Regions from separate parts of the Homo sapiens genome. Here region 2 is linked to region 1. Evidence: chromatin loops called from intact Hi-C (ENCODE). Cell type or tissue: Caco-2. All regions are shown on one strand. Each heading gives the region's core, and the rest is flanking DNA. Links, peaks and the distances in the headings are about the cores only.

Region 1 (10,034 bases), core at 1,710-6,709:
GCAGTGACTCTGGACATTCTATAGATGAAAAAGTATGTCTTAAAATTAATTTTTAAACACTTCAAAGAGATCAGGGAAATGAGAAAGAATACATAAATCTCTGATGTAATGTTTTGACAAAATAGTAAAAAAAAAAATTGATGGGAAATAACAAATGTAATCTCCTGGCTGTATAGAAACCTTTAATTATATCACATATGCATACATACACACACACAGAAAAATAGTGGTCTGGATGTAACTGTTGGTTATATTAGCACTGCTACTAAGGTGTCAACCTAGAGCAAGTGAAGTATTATTGGAGACATAAAAAGCCTGGATTTGATTACCAAAAATTGGAATAAAAAGAATTAACTAAGTTTTCACTTGCCACTAACCTTCTAATGGAGGGAGTTACAACATTCTTGGAAAATAAAATCCAACACATTTCATAACGTGATAAAATTGTTACAGTGATGTCAGTAAGGATAAGTTAATGGACATTAATAAACACAAGATGGAATGAACTTACTGGATAAAATTACAAAAATCCCAGAGCTATGTATTAATCAAATTCTTTGTACTCCAAATTATTTTTCCATATTTTGTAGGTAACTATATTTGTCTTTCCTTCATAGAAATATTGGGAGGATAATATGCAGTAATTGTTATGGTAATATTTCTAGTTTTTAGAAGGAAAGGTGCTACAAACTTCCGGATGTAGCTAATACTATATTCTACGAGGGATTATTGTGCTCTTAGTTAAAATTCTAGATTTATTCAATAAATTGCTAGATTTGCTTACATGAAAATAGAGAACTTAATATTGATGACATTCCAATCATATTACTGGTGATATTATAATCAATTAGCTATCATATTGACAAAAAGCTAAAATGTAGCATTTTAGTTTGGAAAGAAAAACAAAATTCCTAAGTAAACAGGAACATATTAAGAACTATATAATTACCCAGTGCCATTTTGTCACTAAAGTACTTTATCCAATTCTGACTGCCAGAACTAAAACAGATTTTGAAGAAATATCATTAAGATTAAAGGTCAGAAAATAGCCTTAAAGTTTTTAATGAAATAATGAATAGTTTTTCTAGTAAGAAGAAGGCCAGCAGGTGATTCAGTAAACATTTTCAGATATATGGAAAGTTGTAAATAAATGGCAATCTTCTCTTTCAGATTGTAAGTAGGACAAGAAGAAAAAGTAATAAAATATAGGACAGTTTTAGGTTATTTCAGAGAATAAGAGTGGTTAAAGAAAAACTCAGTCAAGACATTTGGGGAAGAGTGTTCTTACATTACTTTAAAAATACTGTAAAATTTTAAAAATAGCATAATCTCTTTGTTTTCAAATTATGAAAATGAGATAATGTTACCAGATCAGAGTAACACAACCAGTCAATGACAGCATAATTCCAGCTCTCATATGAAAATCTAGGCCTTTGCTCCTTGACTCCAGTCTTCCACTGCTTTTCCATTTTTTTATGTTTCTTAACCAGTTAGTTTAAATGTAGCCTGGAAATTGACAATTATCTCTGAAAGATGTTTCTAGCTTAAAATGCCTGTGATTATCAGTGGGTCTATTAATGAATGAGCTCTCCAACCTCTTCCCTTCTGCCATTCACTTGTGAAAAACCTTGTTTTACTTTAAAACTTATAGACTTCCTGAGAAGCAAGAGCTCAAATCTAAATCTTAAGTGCTTTTTGTGTTAGACTTTTGAACATAAATATCACTAGGCATTTTTAATGCACTATCTCAAACTCTTAAACAATTGTATAAAATATGAAGAAGCTGAAGTTAGACAAAATAGGTAATTAGACTTGGTCAGATTGCTTAAAAGTAGGTAAATTATTCTGATTCCACATTCAGTACATTTTTTCCAATTTGCCATACTAACCATAATGTAAAAACTTCAACCAGAATGCCTAATTTGTATAGCAAGCAGTGAATGTCTTAAGATAACACTTTTATTCCTAAAACAGTTGTTCACATGTAAAGTAAAATGATTGTTATTTGTTCTTAATGTATTTAAACCGGGCATTCATAGCAATTTAGTGTTCATCTACTTTCTCTTTTCTTTCAGGCCTGTATGTGGAATCAGAGGGAAAACGCTCATAATTAACCTGCCAGGTAGCAAGAAAGGATCTCAGGTAAATCACCTGGACATATTAATGGTTTAGTGTAAGAGCTTTTGACCAGCCGTGAAAGTTAGCCAGCCAAAAAGTTGGAGCACTCCACAAGACTGCCCTCACATCTGATACCAATTGCAGGATTCCCAAAGTCACTCTTGGGTTCAGTAATTCAATGGAAAGACATAGAACTCACTAAAAACTGTTACACTTACAGTTATGGTTTATTATGGGGAAAGGATACAGATTAAAATCAGCCAAGAGAAGAAGTGCATAAGACAACGTCCAGGAATACTACCAAACACAGAGAGCTTCCCTTGTCCTCTCCTTGTAGAGTCATCAATGCTTTACTCTCCTGGCATTCGTGTATGATAATATACTTGTAATATTTTTAATCAGAGAAGCTCACCTGAGTTTTTGATGTCCAGAGTTTTTTTTTTTTTTTTTGGTTTGGTTTTTTTTTTTGTTTTGTTTTGTTTTTTTTGCAGTTCATTATATTTTGCCCATGTGAATGACCTTTAGTCTTTAGCGCTTCCCAGAGATTGGATTGATAGCATTAGTCTCCAGTATGTTCCAGAACTGACACCATGTGGCCAAAAGTCCCCATCATAAGTCATATTGTTAGATTGTGTGGTGGCCAAAGCCATCAGGTAAACAAAGACACTGCTGTCACACATGACATTCTGAACATCTAGAGATCTCCTCCAACTAGTTAAGGGCAACTACTTTTACCCTCAGACTCTCTTTGGGTACTGTTAATTCTTTGCTGTACAAGCTACCCCCTGGCCTTTGGCCAAGGCTTTTTTTATTGTATAGCAACACAGTCATGTTTGTCTGGGCATCTATATTTACTATGGTATTTATGTGACAGACACAGCAGTAGTATCAGTGTGAATATGCCTAAGATTTGGCCAAGGCAGTGTAGGGTGTGGATATATTTAGAGAAATAGCTAATCCATCCACTAAAGCCATTACATACATTTTCATAATTTTGTATTAAGTTACTAATTTCTCACCTTTAATCTACCACTATTGATATGTTTGTACAGAACTATATATCATAGAAATTAGCTGATGGTTACCTAAGTGCATTTCTTCCTCAGGCCAGTCATTTTCTATTAACATTATATCCTGAGGAGGCTTTAACTGAATTTCCCAATACACTTAGCCATAACCTAAAAAATAAAAGTCAAAAGATACTGGCACGTTCTTAGAGTCCTTCTCAGACATTAACAGACCAGAATGTCTCCCAGAATGATGCTACTCAGGTTTGCAGGCTTGTTGGATTCCAAAAATAAGAGTGGTCTCAGCAACATATGACTTCACTCTTTCAAGCATCTGTTACAGTTGAGCTAAGAAACAATGTCATCTCTTGTTCTGAACCTCTTTGGAGATACCAATGCAGTATTATTTCCCTTACTGCATAACCTATCCATTCATTCCTTTACCCTCAGCTACCATTCTTCCTTCTCTCTATTTATACCCAAACTTTTTCACCTTTTAAAGAGTTGTAAGGTTTGGCCACTGTGCTGATTCAGATTGCCGTTGGTAATACTAGTTTAGCAAGTTCCTCCTGCACAGTCTATTCCTATTCATTTAGAGTAGGATTGTATCCCTTACCTTCATTTTAGCTAGCATAGATAACAATAACCAAGAGATTGTGTGTTTAACTTCTTTCTTTATATTTTGCATCTCCTTATGCATCCAGTGAGATAACTTTTTGGGAATTATCTCCATTAACTAATCACAGTAAAGAAGCAATTCCATGCTGTGGTTGACACTGTCTTCACTCAGGGATCAAAGGTTCATCATCCCACACCCTCTCTTCACTTCCTAAGCCATGTATTTCAGTGAGTCAGGGTCTTTCTAGAAAATCTTATTTTTGACACCAACTGTAAGGAGTTTTAGCCAACTGCAAAAAATAGCCACCTACAAATGTGGAGTACTCCACAAAATTGCTCATTTCTGACCCTAATTGCAAATTCAGGAGATCCTAAAATGACCTTCAGGTTTAATAATTTACTAGCATTCATGGAACTCACAGAAAGCTGTTATACTCATGATTATTGTTCATTGCAAGGAAAGAATACGGATTAAAGTCAGCCAAGGGAGAAAGTGCATAGGGCAGAGTCTAACAGAAGTAACAAATGAGGAACTTCTGTTGTCCTCTCTCTTTGGAGACATGGACATGTCACCCTTCTGGCGTCAATCTGTGATACCACACATGGAGTAATGCCAGCTGGGGATGCTCACCTGAGCCTTTGGTATCCAGAGCTTTTATTGGGACTCAAACACTTACTGCCAGTGTGGCTGACCTGTAATCTTTAATCCTAAAGTAGAGAGAAGCAATTGGGGGCCTTCTATGTAGAAAGTGGGGTCAGAAGGCCAAGAAAGGGAGTATGAGTATATATCCAAGTCACTTAGGAACTTTTATGCAGGTGCAAAAAAACTTATGTCAAAGTGGCCACAAGATTATTTAATAGACAGATGAATGAAAGTCCATGTTTACTGCTAGACACGAAAGCTTTGTGTGAAATCTTGAATTAATGGGGAGAGAGGGAGGGTAGCCTATACCTGTCTGTTCTTTTCCTGATCCCTTTCCCTCATTCCTGAACTGCAGTCTAACATTGTTAGACTGTCTCTGGTGCCCAAAGTCCATGGACAACAAAGACATTCCTATTAGGCGTGAAATTCCAAGGACCTAGAGATCACTCCCAGAAGCTGAGTGTAAAGACCAGACCTCTCCTCGGTCAAGGTTAAATTCTTTACCACACAATCTTTAAAGAGTAAACTGATTGAGCCATACAAAGATAGGTCGAAAGATTAAACATCTTTCCCGATATTATGTAACCCTCCAAAAATTTTTAAGATTTTTTTTTTTACATCTTAGATTTTAAGCTATTACTTCAAATGTGAAAGAGAAAGACCTCCACCTCTTCTGCAGCTATAGCTGGCCTTATATTCTGATTTTTAGGTTCTTACCTATTCTCTTTTGGTAATACGTTATAGATAATAGTGAGCACCTCAGCAGCAGATTATATTAACTTTATGCAGTGCTCTTTGCAAGCTTATTTTATATTTTGCTTGCTGTACAATGTTACCTAGCTATACTTTATGATGGTAGTTAGAACTTTAGCTCTCTGGACAAAATAATCTGGTTCTCACCTCGGTTGTTAGTTCTACTGCCCTGCTCTAACTAAAAATATGAAACCTCTTTCCTGCCTTTTTTTAAACAACTTCAGTACCAATAAATCTTTATTCATTGTATTTTCCCAAGAAAAGGAGAAGGGATAGGAAAAGAGTCAGCATGTGTGTTAAAAAAATGATTAGAAGATGGGAAAAGAAGTAGAGAATACAGCAAAATCAACCATCAAATAAACATACCCCAGTGGTGGGGTCACCGAAGCCCAAACGGGCTCAATCTCCTGCAGTTCAAGAATGAGGGGTTGGGATTAGGAAAATAACAGACAGGTACAGGCTACTCTCCCTCCCCATAAATTCAAGATTTCACACAAAGGTTTGGTGTCTAGCAGTAAACACAGAGTTTCATTTGTCTGTCTCCTATTAAACAATCTTGTGGCCACTTTGACATAAGTTTCTTGCATCTGTGTAAAAGTTCCTGAGTGCCTTGGATATAAATATTCATATTCTTTTACTTAGCCTCCTGAGCCCACTTTCTGCATGGAAGGCCCCCAGTTGCTTCTCTCTACTTTTGGATTAAAGATTAAGTAGATTTGGCCAGGCGTTGGGGCTCAGGTCTGTAATCCCAGCACTTTGGGAGGCCGAGGTGGGCCGATCACAAGGTCAGGAGTTCAAGACCAGCCTGGCCAACATGGTGAAACCCCATCTCTACTAAAAATAAAAAAAAACTAGCCAGGCGTGGTGGCAGGCACCTGTAATCCCAGCTACTCAGGACGCTGAGGCAGAGAATTGCTTGAACCCAGGAGGCGGAGGTTGCAGTGAGACAAGATGGCGCCATTGCACTCCAGCCTGGGCGACAGAATGAGACTCCGTCTCAAAACAAACAAACAAAAAAAAATGGTTAACTAGATTTGACCCATCCAAGATACAGCAGTGTCTTAAGTGTTTGGCATGAATCACATCAAGAAATGGTCTTGACTCAGGAGGTTGGGAACAAGGGATGAAGGGCTCCTAGTTTCTTCAGGATTTTTGCATAAATCATTTAAGAGTTGTAGAAATAACGCAAGAATTAAATGTGTGTATGTGAGTATGTAAGTTTTCTCTTGGGGAGGAGGGGATGGAAAAGAGGGTAGTATACAAGTTTTTAGAATGTATTTATTTATTTATTTTTAGAGACAGAGTCTCACTGTGTCACCCTGGCTGGAATGCAGTTACACAATCATAGCTCACTGCAGCCTCAAACTCTTGGGCTTCTTTCCTATCTTTCCTGTCTTTCTCATAATGCATCTTTCAACTACCAAGTTGTATATAGAAATTTTACTTTTTTTAAAATGCAGTGCATGCTTTTTTTTTTTTTAGAGAATGAATCTGATTCTGACCATCCATGCCTGTCCTCAGTCTTATTTTTTTTTATTTTTCCATAAGTTATTGGGGTACAGGTGGTATTTGCTTACATGAGTAAGTTCTTTAGTGGTGATTTGTGAGATCCTGGTGCACCCTTCACCGAGAGGTATACACTGCACCATATTTGTTGTCTTACCCCTCACCCCCCACACTCTTTCCCATAAATTCCCATAAGTCCCCAAAGTTCATTGTGTCATTCCTATGCCTTTGCGTCCTCATAGCTTAGCTCCCACATATCAGTGAAAACATACGATGTTTGGTTTTCCATTTCTGAGTTACTTCACTTAGAATAATAGTCTGTAATCTCATCCAGGTCATTGCAAGTGGTGTTAATTCATTACTTTTTATGGCTGAGTAATATACCATCATATATATATAAAATAGTTTCTTTATCCACTCATTGATTGATGGGCATTTGGGTTGGTTCCACGATTTTGCAATTATGAATTATGCTGCTATAAACATGTGTGTGCAAGTGTCTTTTTTGAATAATGACTTCTTTTCCTCTGGGTAGATACCCAGTAGTGGGATTGCTGGATCAAATGGTAGTTCTACTTTTAGTTCTTTAAGGAATCTCCACAGTTTTCCTTAGTGGTTTCACTAGTTTACATTCCCACCAGCAGTGTAGAAGTGTTCCCTGTTTACCGCATCCATGCCAACATCTACTGTTTTTTGATTATTTGATTATGGCCATTCTTGCAGGAGTAAGGTGGTATTGTATTGCAGTTTTGATTTGCATTTCCCTGATCATTAGTGATGTTGAACATTTTTTCATATGTTTGTTGGCCGTTTGTATATCTTATTTTGAGAATTGTCTGTTCATGTCATTAGCCCACTTTTTGATGGGATTGTTTTTTTTTTTTTTTCTTACTGATTTGTTTGAGTTCGTTGTAGATTCTGGATATTAGCCCTTTGTCAGATGAGTAGATTGTGAAGATTACAAAACACTGCTGAAAGCAATCATAGACGACACAAACAAATGTAAACATATCCCATGCTCACGGATTAGTAGAATCAATAATGTGAAAATGACCATACTGCCAAATGCAATTTTCAAATTCTATGCCATTCCCATCAAAATACCACCATCATTCTTCACAGAGTTAAGAAAAACAATTCTGAAATTCATATGGCACCAAAAAAGAGCCCGCATAGCCAAAGCAAGACTAAGCAAAAAGAACAAATCTGGAGGCATCACATTACGTGATTTCAAACTACACTATAAGGCCATAGTCACCAAAACAGCATGGTACTGGTATAAAAATAGGCACATAGATCAATGGAACAGAATAGAGAACCTAGAAATAAAATCAAAAACTTAGAGCCAACTGATCTTCGACAAAGCAAACAAAAACATAAAGTAGGAAAAGGACACCCTTTTCAACAAAGGGCGCTGGGATAATTGGCTAGCCCTATGTAGGAGAATGAAACTTTATCCTCAACTCTCACCTTATACAAAAATCAACTCAAGATGAATTAAGGACTTAAACCTAAGACCTAAAACTATAAAAATTATAGAAGATAACATTGGAAAAACCCTTCTAGACATTGGCTTAGACAAGGATTTCATGACCAAAAACCCGAAAGCAATTGCAATAAAAACAAAGATAAATAGCTGGGACCTAATTTAAACTAAGGAGCTTTTGCATAGCAAAAGGAATAGTCAGCAGAGTGTATGTTTTTTTTTTTTTTGTCACTGTAACTATTTTTATTACATCACAATAATTAGGAGTAGTACAGTTCATGACAAAAATATTACAAATTTTAGATCATTTCACAGCACATACTCCTATAAACATTTAAAAGTTAATTTCAATTAAAAGAGTGGTCATTTTTAATGTTTCATATGACCAACATTGTAGCACTGTAGTTCCTTAGCTTATGGAGAATGCTATAACATATTTTATGCTTACTTCATGGCATATTGCTAAGACAATGTTTTACATATGATTGATTCTGAGATTGATGGAGGAAAATGCAAATCCAAAATCACGAAACAGTTTGATTGCCACCATCTTATATAATTACAAAAGTGCTTCATCTTAATTTTTTTTTCTTTCTCTTGCATACAGGAATGCTTTCAATTCATACTGCCAGCTCTACCTCATGCCATTGACCTTTTACGTGATGCCATTGTAAAAGTAAAGGAGGTGCATGATGAACTTGAAGATTTGCCTTCCCCACCTCCCCCTCTTTCCCCTCCTCCTACTACCAGCCCCCATAAACAGACAGAAGACAAAGGAGTTCAATGTGAGGAAGAGGAAGAAGAGAAGAAAGACAGTGGTGTTGCTTCAACAGAAGATAGTTCCTCATCACATATAACTGCAGCAGCCATTGCTGCCAAGGTAAGCCTGATGAGAGTTACTCAGAGGCCTAAAGGACCCACAGGTAAATGTACTGGTTTCATCTGTTTTGCATCGCATCCCTCCCTACATTTAATACTTCTTCAGAGAACCCTAAAAAAATAAGTGGGATGTCCATGACACTCCACTACTATGTTTCCTTCTTGATATAGATTCCTTGAAGTCACTGAAGTTAATTCTGAGTTCTGAGGCATTACTGATGAGCTGTTGCCTATTGAAGTAATAGCTACAATGATAAACAACGTGACATTTTAGAACTCTTTGGAGATGTCATTTTTGTGGACATATTAAATATATAATGTTTATATATTCAAAGTATCAAAATGTCACAAATTCTTAAAGGAACAGCAAACTGAAGGTAAAAGACCTTAGATGATTCAAGAAATGAGTTGGGAAAGATTAATAAAGATTTTTAAAGGGACAAAGCTTTTCAGCGATTGTTGAATTTTTCTTAACTAATAACTTATTCAAACATTGCTTGACACAAATTACCCTAGTGGTAAAGATAGGAAATGGATATATTTGCATTTCTACTTTAAGAAATATTATTAGGACAATATCAAAGTATTACAAATTCTCTTTGGGCAACTCCATGGGTAAATATACTACCATGAGTTACTTGAGTAAATTTAACTGTCTTAAAGTTATAGAACATGGTTTATTCTTCATACCTACTAAAGTCAACCTAGTATGCCTTAATATCTACAGAAAGTAGCATATCAATTCTGGAAATTATGATTTTTCATTAAGAGCATAAAGATTGAAAATTTAATTGCTATATGACATAATTATCAGATTTTATGGATTATCCAGTTATTTTGGCTACGAGCATTGTGAGGTTTTTTTTTTAATAATATATAGATTAGAATCATCGAGAAATCCTTTTGAAGTGTCCATTCAGTGATCCAGTGAGTGCTTACTAAAGGCTAGTAAGTATTTAAGTTTTGTGTGATTTTTTTTTTATGAAACCAATTGGTGAAACAGGCATTTTTAAATCATTATATG
Region 2 (10,034 bases), core at 2,727-7,726, 58 kb before region 1:
TATTTTAGCCTTTTTTTTTTTTTTTCTTCTGAGACGTAGTCTCACTCTGTCACCCAGACTGGAGTGCAGTGGCACGATCTCAGCTCACTGCAACTTCTGCCCCCCGGATTCAAGCGATTCTCCTGCCTCAGCCTCCTGAGTAGCTGGGATTACAGGTGCGTGCCACCAAGCCCAGCTAATTTTTGTATTGTAGTAGAGACAGGGTTTCACCATGTTAGCCAAGCTGGCCTCCAACTCCTGACCTTAGGTGATCTGCCCACCGCAGCCTCCCTAAGTGTTGGGATTATAGGCATGAGCCACCGTGCCTGGCCCTAATTTAGCCATTTTTAAGTGTACAGTTCATTGGTATTAATTATATTCACAATGTTGTACAATTATCACTACTACCTGTTTTTAAAACTTTTTCATCACCCCAGAAACTCTGTAACCTTTAAGCAATAACTCCCCATTTCTTCCTTCCCATAATCCCTGGTAACCTTTAATCTACTTTCTATCTTTATAAATTTTCCTATTGTAAATATTTCATGTAAGTGCAGCCACACAATAATTCTCCTTTTGTGCATGGCTTTTTTCATTTAGCCTAATGTCTTCTCAGTTCATGCATGTTGTAGTATATATCAGAACTTTATTGCTTTTTATGCCTGAATAATATTCTATTATATGTAATACCACAATTCATTTATCCGTTCATCTTTTGATGAACACCTGGGTTGTTTTCATCTTTTGGCTATGGGGATAGTGCTGTTGTGAACATTGGCAAACAAGTATATGTTCAAGTTCTTGCTTTCATTTCCATTGGTTATGCACTTAGGAATGGAAATGTGGGATCATATGGCAATTCTGTGTTTCACATCTTAAGAAATTAAACTGTTTAAGAGTTTTATGGTTTTAGTTCTTATACTATAGATAAAGAACTATAGTTCTTTATACTATAGATCTATTTTGAGTTCATTTTTGTATGTGGTGTGAGGTACGAGTTCATTCTTACTGCTTAATTATGAATACATGGAATTTAAAATTTTTCTATTTAAAGATATTACTGGAAATGTTATTCCAAGCCTGAAGTAGCCATTTGCCTAACATTAGGACACTTACCATTTTCTTTTATCCTGTAAAGATATCCTAACATTCACAATATAACCACATACAATATTGCTTTTTATTAATTATTTCTGACAGGTATCTTTTATATCCAAACAACACTAGTATTGATGAAGAGATCTTTTAGGCTTGTGGGCCTTCATCAAACAGTACTTTTTGATTTAAAAAAAGTGAATTCAGTAAAATATGCGAGGCCTTATAACAGTTCAAATGTAAGGCAACTAACTGTTCTTTGCTGATGAGTAACTTTGGTTTAAAAAAATAACTTGCCATATGGAAGTTAAGATGTGGGAACATGGGTTTGATTTTGTGCTATTCATGTATATTGGAGGTGATCTCAACTCTGTGCTAATTCAAACAATTTATATTTCCAGGTAAAAATAAACTTTAGAATTTGTAGAAAATTCATATGCTAGTGTTGCATCCTGAAATTATTATTTGTCTCCAAATTAAAGTGAAAAGTGATTCAATAGAGAAACACCTTGATTCCCCATATCTGTCAGTTGATAAAGTAGCTATTGCAGAATTCTACAACAGAGAGAAGGAAGAGTGAGATAGTAAATAGAAGAGTAGCGTTTATGAGTTCAATTAAAACTTTAAAGAACAGATAATTCCTGTCTTATTTCCTCATTATTTAAATTGTATCTAAACACAGGATGAAGAAAACATCTGAACTCAATCTATAAAGATAACAAAACCTTCATACCAAAGTGGAATAAAAATAACAAGGAGACTATAGACCTAATCATATGTGAAAATATATGTAGAAATATTGAAATAATATGCAAAAACTTGATACAGCATCAAGTTTTTTCTAAATGTACACCTCTTCCTAAGCGAAACTGATTTTAAGAATTCAAGAACGGTAAATTTTAGACATCCTTTAATTTCATTTTTATCATTATTAGGTAAATCACAAAAGATTATATGGTCATCTTGATGTATGCCAAAAAGACATAAAATTCAGTGTATTTTTTTCCTTCTAAGGATACATAGTAAACTAGAATGAAAGAAAAATTTTAAACATGGTAAAATGTGTTTATCACAAAAACCAACAAATACAATAAAGCTGAAACACTGGATAAATTCTTACTAAAGACAGAAAAAAGAAAAAGATAGTTACAGTCACCATTATTTGTTCTAGAAAGTCTAACCAGCACAGACAGTTTGGGCAGTCAGTAATATGTGTCAAAAATTTGAATGTAATGATATAATTACATAGAGAGATTATATGATGGAAATATGAGAAAAGATATGAAGAATGAAATGAGAAGGTCCAAAGTACATTATATCAGAGCCCCAAAAGGAAAAAATAGAAAGAATAAAGGCAATGATCAAAGAGATAATGACTATAAAGTTTACAGAACTAATGAAAAAACACAAATCCAGAAATCCTAACGGTATAGTGTATCTCAAGAAGGATAAATAAAAGAAATATGTTTCTGAACACATGGGAATGAAATGTCAGCACTAAAGTAAGGGAACTATTGAAAGTAACCAGGGAGAAACAGCAGATCACTTACGTAGAAATGACAGCAGGCTTTTCGACAACATTGGAATAAAACAGACAATAGAACATGTAAAGCATTGAAGGAAATAACGAGAATTGTTTATTAAGCAAAATATCTTTCAAGAATAGAGATAAAGAGGGAGTAAAGCAAGTTGGCCAAATAAAAGGCTCCACCAGTCATACCCCAAACAGGAACACCAAACTTAACAACTCTCCACAGAAGAAAAGCATCTTTATCAAAACCAAAAAACAGATGAGCAGTTATAGTACCTGGTTTTAACTTCATGTTGCTGAAGGAGACACTGAAAGGGATAGGAAACACAGTCTTGAATTACCAACACCACCCCTCCCCAGTCATACCCCAGCAGCAACTGGCTGCATGGCATGGAGAGAGAATCTGTGCATTTGGGAGAGGAACAGCACAGTGATTGTGAGACGTAGCATTGGACACAGTGCTGCCCTGTCACAGCAGAAAGCAACACCAGGCTTAACTCAACTGAATACTGCCCATAGAGGGACCATTTGGACCAGCCCTACACAGAGGGGAACCACTAATCCCTGCGATTGGAAAGTGAGTTTTGGCAAGCCTTGCCACCACAGGCTAAAGTCCTTTGCAGCCCAAAATAAATTTGAAAGGCAGTCTGCGCTCCAAGAACTACAATTCTTGGGCAAGTCCTAGTGCTGACCTGGGCTCAGATACAGTGGGACGTGGGGGCACATGACCTACTAAGACACCAGCCAGGACAGCTAAAGGAGTGCTTGCACCATCCCTTCCCCATGCCTCAGGCCACATAGCTCACAGCTCCAAAAGAGACCCCATGCTTCTGCTTGAGGAGAGGGAACAGTAAAGGGGACTTTGTCTTGCATTTGGAAACCAGCTCAGCCACAGTAGGATAGGACACCAGGCAGAGTCATGAGGCCCCCTTTCCAGGCCTTAGCTCCCGGACAACATTTCTAAACACACCCTGGGCCAGAAGGGAACCTGTTGCCTTGAAGGGAAGGACTCAGTCCTGGCAAGATGCATCAACTTTTGACTAAAGAGACCTTGGATCCTCCAAGGTCCAGCAGTGATACCCATATAGTATGCCATGTGCCTTAGGTGAGCCTCTGAGACATGCTGGCTTCAGGTGAGACCCAGCACATTCCTAGCTTTGATAGCTATCGTGAGAGACTCTTTCTGCTTGAGAAAAGCAGAGAAAAAGTAAAGGGGATTTTGTCTTGCACCTTAGGGGAGTAGAGCACCAAGTGGGCTCTTGGGGACCTGATTTCAGGCCTTGGAGCTTGGACAGCATTTCTGAACCTGCCCTGGGCCACAGGGGAGTCCACTGCCCTGAAGAGTGAGTCCCATGCCTGGCAGCATTCACCACAAACTGACTGCAGAGCCCTTGGGCCTAAAGGAAACATCAGTGTTAGCCTGACAGTACTCCCCTTGGGTCTGTTGTGGTGGTGGCCATAAGGTGAGGCTCCTCTGCCTGTGGAAAATAGAGGGAAGAGTGGGAAGGACTGTGTCTCATGATTTGAGTGCCAACTCAGCTTCAGTAAAATAGAACACCAGGTAAATGTCTAAGGTTTTTTTTAATTCCAGTCCCTCGCTCCCAGACAGCATCTCTGGACCTACCCTGGGCTGGGATAACTCAACACCTTAAAGGGAAGGACACAAGCCTGTCTGACTTCACATCTGTTAATCGTACAGCCTTAGTGCCTTGATTGAACATAGACAGCAGCCAGATAGTGGTTACAGTAGGCCTTGGGTAAGACCCAGTGCTGTGCTGGCTTCAGGTCTGACCCAGCTGACCCATACTACTGGTGATGGCCACTGGTGTTTGTATCAACCCACCATCCCCAGCTCCGGAAGCACAGCACAGAGAGAGACTCCATTTGTTTGGGAGAAAATAAGAGAAGAGAACAAGAGTCTCTGTGTGGTAATACAGATAATTTTTCTGGACTTTAACCAAGACCACCAAAGTGGTATCTCTGCAAGTCTGCAAGAACTATAGCATTACTGGGCTTGGGGCCGAAGTCCCTTCAAATACCTGGAAAGCCTTTCTGAGAGAGACAGGTGCCAACAAGCCCAGATTGCGAAAGCTAATAAATACCTAACTCTTCAATGCCAGAAACACTGACAAACATCTACAAGTATCACGATCACCCAGGAAAACATCACCTCACACTACAAACTAAATAAGGCACTAGGGAATAAGCTTGAAGAAACAGAGATATGTGATCTTTTAGATAGAGAATTCAAAATAGATATTTTGAGGAAACTCAAATTCAAGATAACACAGAGAAGGAATTCAGAATTCTGTCAGATAAACTTAGCAAAGAGATTGAAATAATAATTTAAAAGAAACAAACAGAAATTCTAGACATGGAAAATGCAATTGACACACCCAAGAATGCATCAGTCTCTTAATAGCAGAATCGATCAATCAGAAGAAAGAATTAGTGAGCTTGAAGAAAGACTAATTGAAAATACACAGTTAGAGGAGACAAGAAAATAAAAAAGGATGAGGTATGCCTACAAAATGTAGAAAATAGGCTCAAAAGGGTAAATCTAAGAGTTATTGGCCTTAAAGAGGAGGTAAAGAAAGAGATAGGAGTAGAAACTTTATTCAAAGGGATAATATGAGAGAACTTCCAAACCTCGAGAAAAATATCAACATTGTGCAAGAAGGTTATAGATAACACTAAGCAGATTTAACTCAAAGACTACCTCAAGGCATGTGAATAATTAAACTCCCAAAATTCAAGGATAAAGAAAGAATCCTAAAAGCACCAAGAGAAAAGAAACAAATGACATACAACGGAGCTCTACTACATCTGGCAGCAGAGGTTTCAGTGGAAAACTTACAGGACAAAAGAAAGTGGCATGACATATTTAAAGTGCTGAAGGAAAAAAGTTTTGCTCTAGAACAGTATATCTGGTGAAAATATCCTTCAGGCATGAAGGAGAATAAAGACTCTCAGACAAACAAAAGCTAAGAGATTTCATCAACACCAAGATTTCATCAACACCAAACCTATCCTACAAGAAATACTAAAGGGAGTTCTTCAGTCTTAAAGAAAAGGATGCTAATGAGCAATAAAAAATATCATCTGACAGTGCAAAACTCACTGGTAGTAGTAAGCACCCAGAAAAACAGAATATTTTAAGACTGTGATTGTGGTGTGTAAACTACTCTTATCTCAAGCAGAAAGACTAAATAATAAACGAATCAACGATAATAACCGCAACAACTTTTCAAGACGTAATAAGACATAAAGAGACACAACAAAAAGTTAAAAAGCGGGGACACAATTAAAGTGTAGCATTTTTATGAGTTTTCTTTTTGCTTATTTGTTTCTATATGCAATCAATGTTGTCATCAGTTTAAAATAATGTGTTATAGTATTTGCAAGCCTCATGGTAACTTCCAATCAAAAAAACCTACAATAGCTACAAAAAAATATATAAAGCAAGAAATTAAAACATACCACCAGAGAAAATCACTTCCACAAAAAGGAATACGGGAAGGAAGAAAAGAAGGAAGAGAAGACCACAAAACAACCAGAAAACAAGTAACAAAATGGCAGGTGTAAGCCCTTTACTTAATAATAACATTGAATTATAAATGGACCAAACTCTCAAATCAAAAGACAGAGTGGCTGAATGAATGAAAAAACAAGACTCAATGTTCTGTTACCTGTGAGAAACACAGTTCACCTGTAAAGACAAATATAAACTGAAAATAAAAAGATGGAAAAAGATATTCCATGCCAGTGGAAACCAAAAAAGAGCAGGAGTAGCTAAGGCAAAATAGTTTTCTAAACAAAAACTGTAAGAAGAGACAAAGTCATTATATAATGATAAAAGGGTGAATTCAGCAATGAACCCAATGCTGGAGCATACAGATATATAAAGAAAATATTATTAGAGCTAAAGAGAGAGATAGATTCCAATACAATAATAACTGGAGACTTCAACACCCTACTTTCAGCATTAGGCAGATCATGCAGACAGAAAATCAACAAGGAAACATCAGACTTAATCAGCACTATAGAACAAATGGACCTAATAGATGTTTACAGAATATTTTATCCAATGGTGGCAGAATACACATTATTCTCCTCAGAACAGAGATAATTCTAAAGGATAGACCATATGTTGGGTCACAAAACAAGCCTCAAAACATTCAAAAAAATTGAAATGATAGCAAGCATCTTTTCTGACCACAATGGAATACAACTGGAAATCAATAACGAGGAATGTTGGAAACTATACAAACACGTGGAAATTAAACAAGATGCTCCTGAATGATCAATGGGTCAATGAAGGAATTAAGGAAACTGAAAATTTTCTTGAAACAAATGACCAAATATGCCAAACATACCAAAACATATGGGACACAGCAAAAGCAGTACTGAGGGAATTTTATAGCTATAAGTGCCTACATCAAAAAAAGGAAAAAATTCAAATAAATAACCTAATGATGCATCTCAGAGAACTAGAAAAGCAAGAGCAAACAAAACCCAAAAGTAGTAGAGGAAAAGAAAGAATAACGATCAGAACAGAGATAAATGAATTTGAAATGAAGGAAATACAAAAAGATCAACAAACTGGAAAGCTTGTTTTTTGGAAAGTTAAGCAAGATTGACAAACCTTTAACCAGAATAACTAAGAAAAAAGGAGAGAAGATACAAATAAACAAAATCAAAAATGGAAAAGGAGTCATTACAATTGATACTGCATAAAGTCAAATAATCATTAGTGGCTACTATGAGCAACTATATACCAAAAAGTTAGAAAACCCAGAAGAAATGGACAAGTTTCTAGACAGATACAACCTATCAAGGCTTAACCACAAAGAAATCCAAAACCTGAACAGAGCAATAACAAATATCAAGATTGAAGCTGTAAAAAAAAGTATCCCAGTGAAGAAAAGCCTGAGATCCAATTCCCTGCTGAATTCTACAGAACATTTAAGGAAGAACTAATACCAATCTTACTCAAAGTATTCCGAAATACAAGGAGGAGGGAATACTTCCAAACTCATTCTATGAGACCAGTGTTACCCTGATACCAAAATCAGGCCAAGACATGTAAGAAAGAAAAGAAAAGAAAATTACAGGCCAATATCTCTGATGAATATTGATACAAAAATCCTCAACAAAATACTAGCAACCCAAATTCAACAGTACATTAAGATCATTCTCATAACCAAAAGGGATTCTTGGCAAGCGTACAAGGATGGTTCAACCTACATCATACATCCTATCAACAGAATGAAGGACAAAAACTATATGATCATTTTACTTGATGCTGAAAAATCATTTGCTAAAATTCAAACTTGCTGCATGATAAAAATCCTCAAAAAAACTGGGTGTAGAAGGAACATCCTTCAACATAATAAGAGCTATATGCAGCAGACCCACATCTGGTATCATAGTGAAATGGGAAAAACTGAAAGCATTTCCTCTAAGATCTGCAACATGACAAAGATGCCTACTGTCAGCACTATTATTCAGCGTACTACTGGAAGTCCCAGCTACAGCAGTCAGAGAAGAGAAAGATATAAAGGGCATCCACATTGGAAAGGAAGAAGTCAAATTATTCTTGTTTTCAGATGATATGATATTATATCTAGAAAAAAACTAAAGACTCCACCAAACAACTATTAGAACTGAGAAGCAAATTCAGTAAAGTGGCAGGTTACAAAATCAACATACAAAAATCAGTAGCATTTCTATATGCCAACAGTGAACAATCTGAAAAAGAAAAAAAAAAAAGTCCCATTTACAATAGCCACAGAGAAAATTAAATACCTAGGAATTAACTTAAAGAAGTAAAAGATCTCTATAATGAAAACTGTAAAACTGATGAAAGAAATTGCAGAGGACACCAAAAACTGGAAAGTTATTCCATGTTCATGGGTTGGAAAAATTAATATTGTTAAAATGTTCATACTACCCAAAGCAATCTACAGATTCAATGCAATCCCTATCAAAACACCAATGACATTCTTCACAGAAAGAGAAAAAAAATCATAAAATTTATCAGGAACCGCAAAAGACCCAGAATAACCAAAGCTATCCTAAGCAAAAAGAACAAAACTGGAGGAATCATATTACCTGACTTCAAAGTATATTATAGAGCTATAGTAGCTAATACAGCATGGTACTGGCATAAAAACAGACACATAGACCAATGGAACAGAATAGAGAATCTAAAAATAAATTTATACACCTACAGTGAACTCATTTTTGACAAAGATGTCAAGAACATGCACTCAGGAAAAGACAGTCTCTTCAACAAATGGTGCTGGGAAAACTGAATATTTATATGCAGAAGAATGAAACTAGACCCCTATCTCTTGCCATACAAAAATCAAATCACAGTAGATTAAAAACTTAAATCTAAGACCTCAAAACTGTGAAACCATTACATGAAAACATTGAGGAAACTCTCCTGGATATTGGTCTGTGCAAAAATTTCTTGAGTAATATCTCATAAGCACAAGCAACCAAAGCAAAAATGGACAAATGGGATTACAAATTTAAAAGCTTCTGCAGAGCAAAGGAACAATCAACAAAATGAAGAGAGAACCCACAGAATAGGAGAAAATATTTGCAAACTACCCACCTGACGAGGGATTAATAACCAGAATATGTAAGAAGCTCAAACAACTCTATAGGAAAAAGATCTAATAATCCAATTAAAAATGGGCAAAAGATCTGAATAGACATTTCTCAAAAGAAGATGTACAAATGGCAAACAGGACTATGAAAAGATACTCAGCATCATTGATTATCAGAGAACTACAAATCAAAACCACAATGAGATATCATTTCACCCCAATTAAATGGCTTTTATCCGAAAGACAGGGCATAACAAATACTGGTGAGGACTAGAGAAAAGGGAACCCTTGTACACCATTGGTAGGAATGTTAAGTTAGTACAACCACCATGGAGAACAGTTTGGAGGTTTCTTGGAAAACTAAAAATGGAGCTACCATATGATCCAGCATTCCCACTGCTGGTTATGTACCCAAAAGAATGGAAATCAAGGCCAGGTGCGGTGGCTCATGCCTGTAATCCCAGCACTTTGGGAGGCCAAGACAGGCAGATCACCTGAGGTCAGGAGTTCAAGACCATTCTGGCCAACATGGTAAAACCCTGTTTCTACTAAAAATATAAAAATTAACCGGGCATGGTGGCACATGCTTGGAATCCCAGTTACTCGGGAGGCTGAGACAGGAGAATCACTGAAACCCAGCGGGTGGAGATTGCAGTGAGCCGAGACTGTGCCACTGCACTCAAGTCTGGGCAACAGAGCGAGACTCTGTCTCAAAAAAAAAAAGTGGAACTCAGTATTTCCAAGGAATATCTGCACTCCCATGTTTCTGGCAGCACTGTTCACAATAGCCAAGGTGTGGAATCAACCTA

The links. Peaks named below come from ENCODE experiments on the same cell type or tissue, not always from the same donor. Only the 100,000 strongest peaks of a DNase experiment are listed, where the experiment ranks them.
Region 2: it touches region 1 in a loop (8-fold over the local background); 1 of 110 quality-filtered maps calls a loop at or near these places.

The regions. Positions count from the first base shown.
Region 1 is chr14:66,913,928-66,923,961 of GRCh38, forward strand. It overlaps GPHN (gephyrin), which reads left to right. Exons shown (of 23, transcript NM_020806.5): 6 at 2,076-2,142; 7 at 8,739-9,011. Among named protein-coding and RNA genes, the nearest start is that of GARIN2, 270 kb to the right of the region's middle. In Caco-2, for the core only: no CTCF peak of the experiment used is centred there; a DNase peak (open chromatin) is centred at 4,804.
Region 2 is chr14:66,854,836-66,864,869 of GRCh38, forward strand. All of the region lies in intron 4 of GPHN (gephyrin), which reads left to right. Among named protein-coding and RNA genes, the nearest start is that of GARIN2, 330 kb to the right of the region's middle. In Caco-2, for the core only: no CTCF peak of the experiment used is centred there; a DNase peak (open chromatin) is centred at 4,646.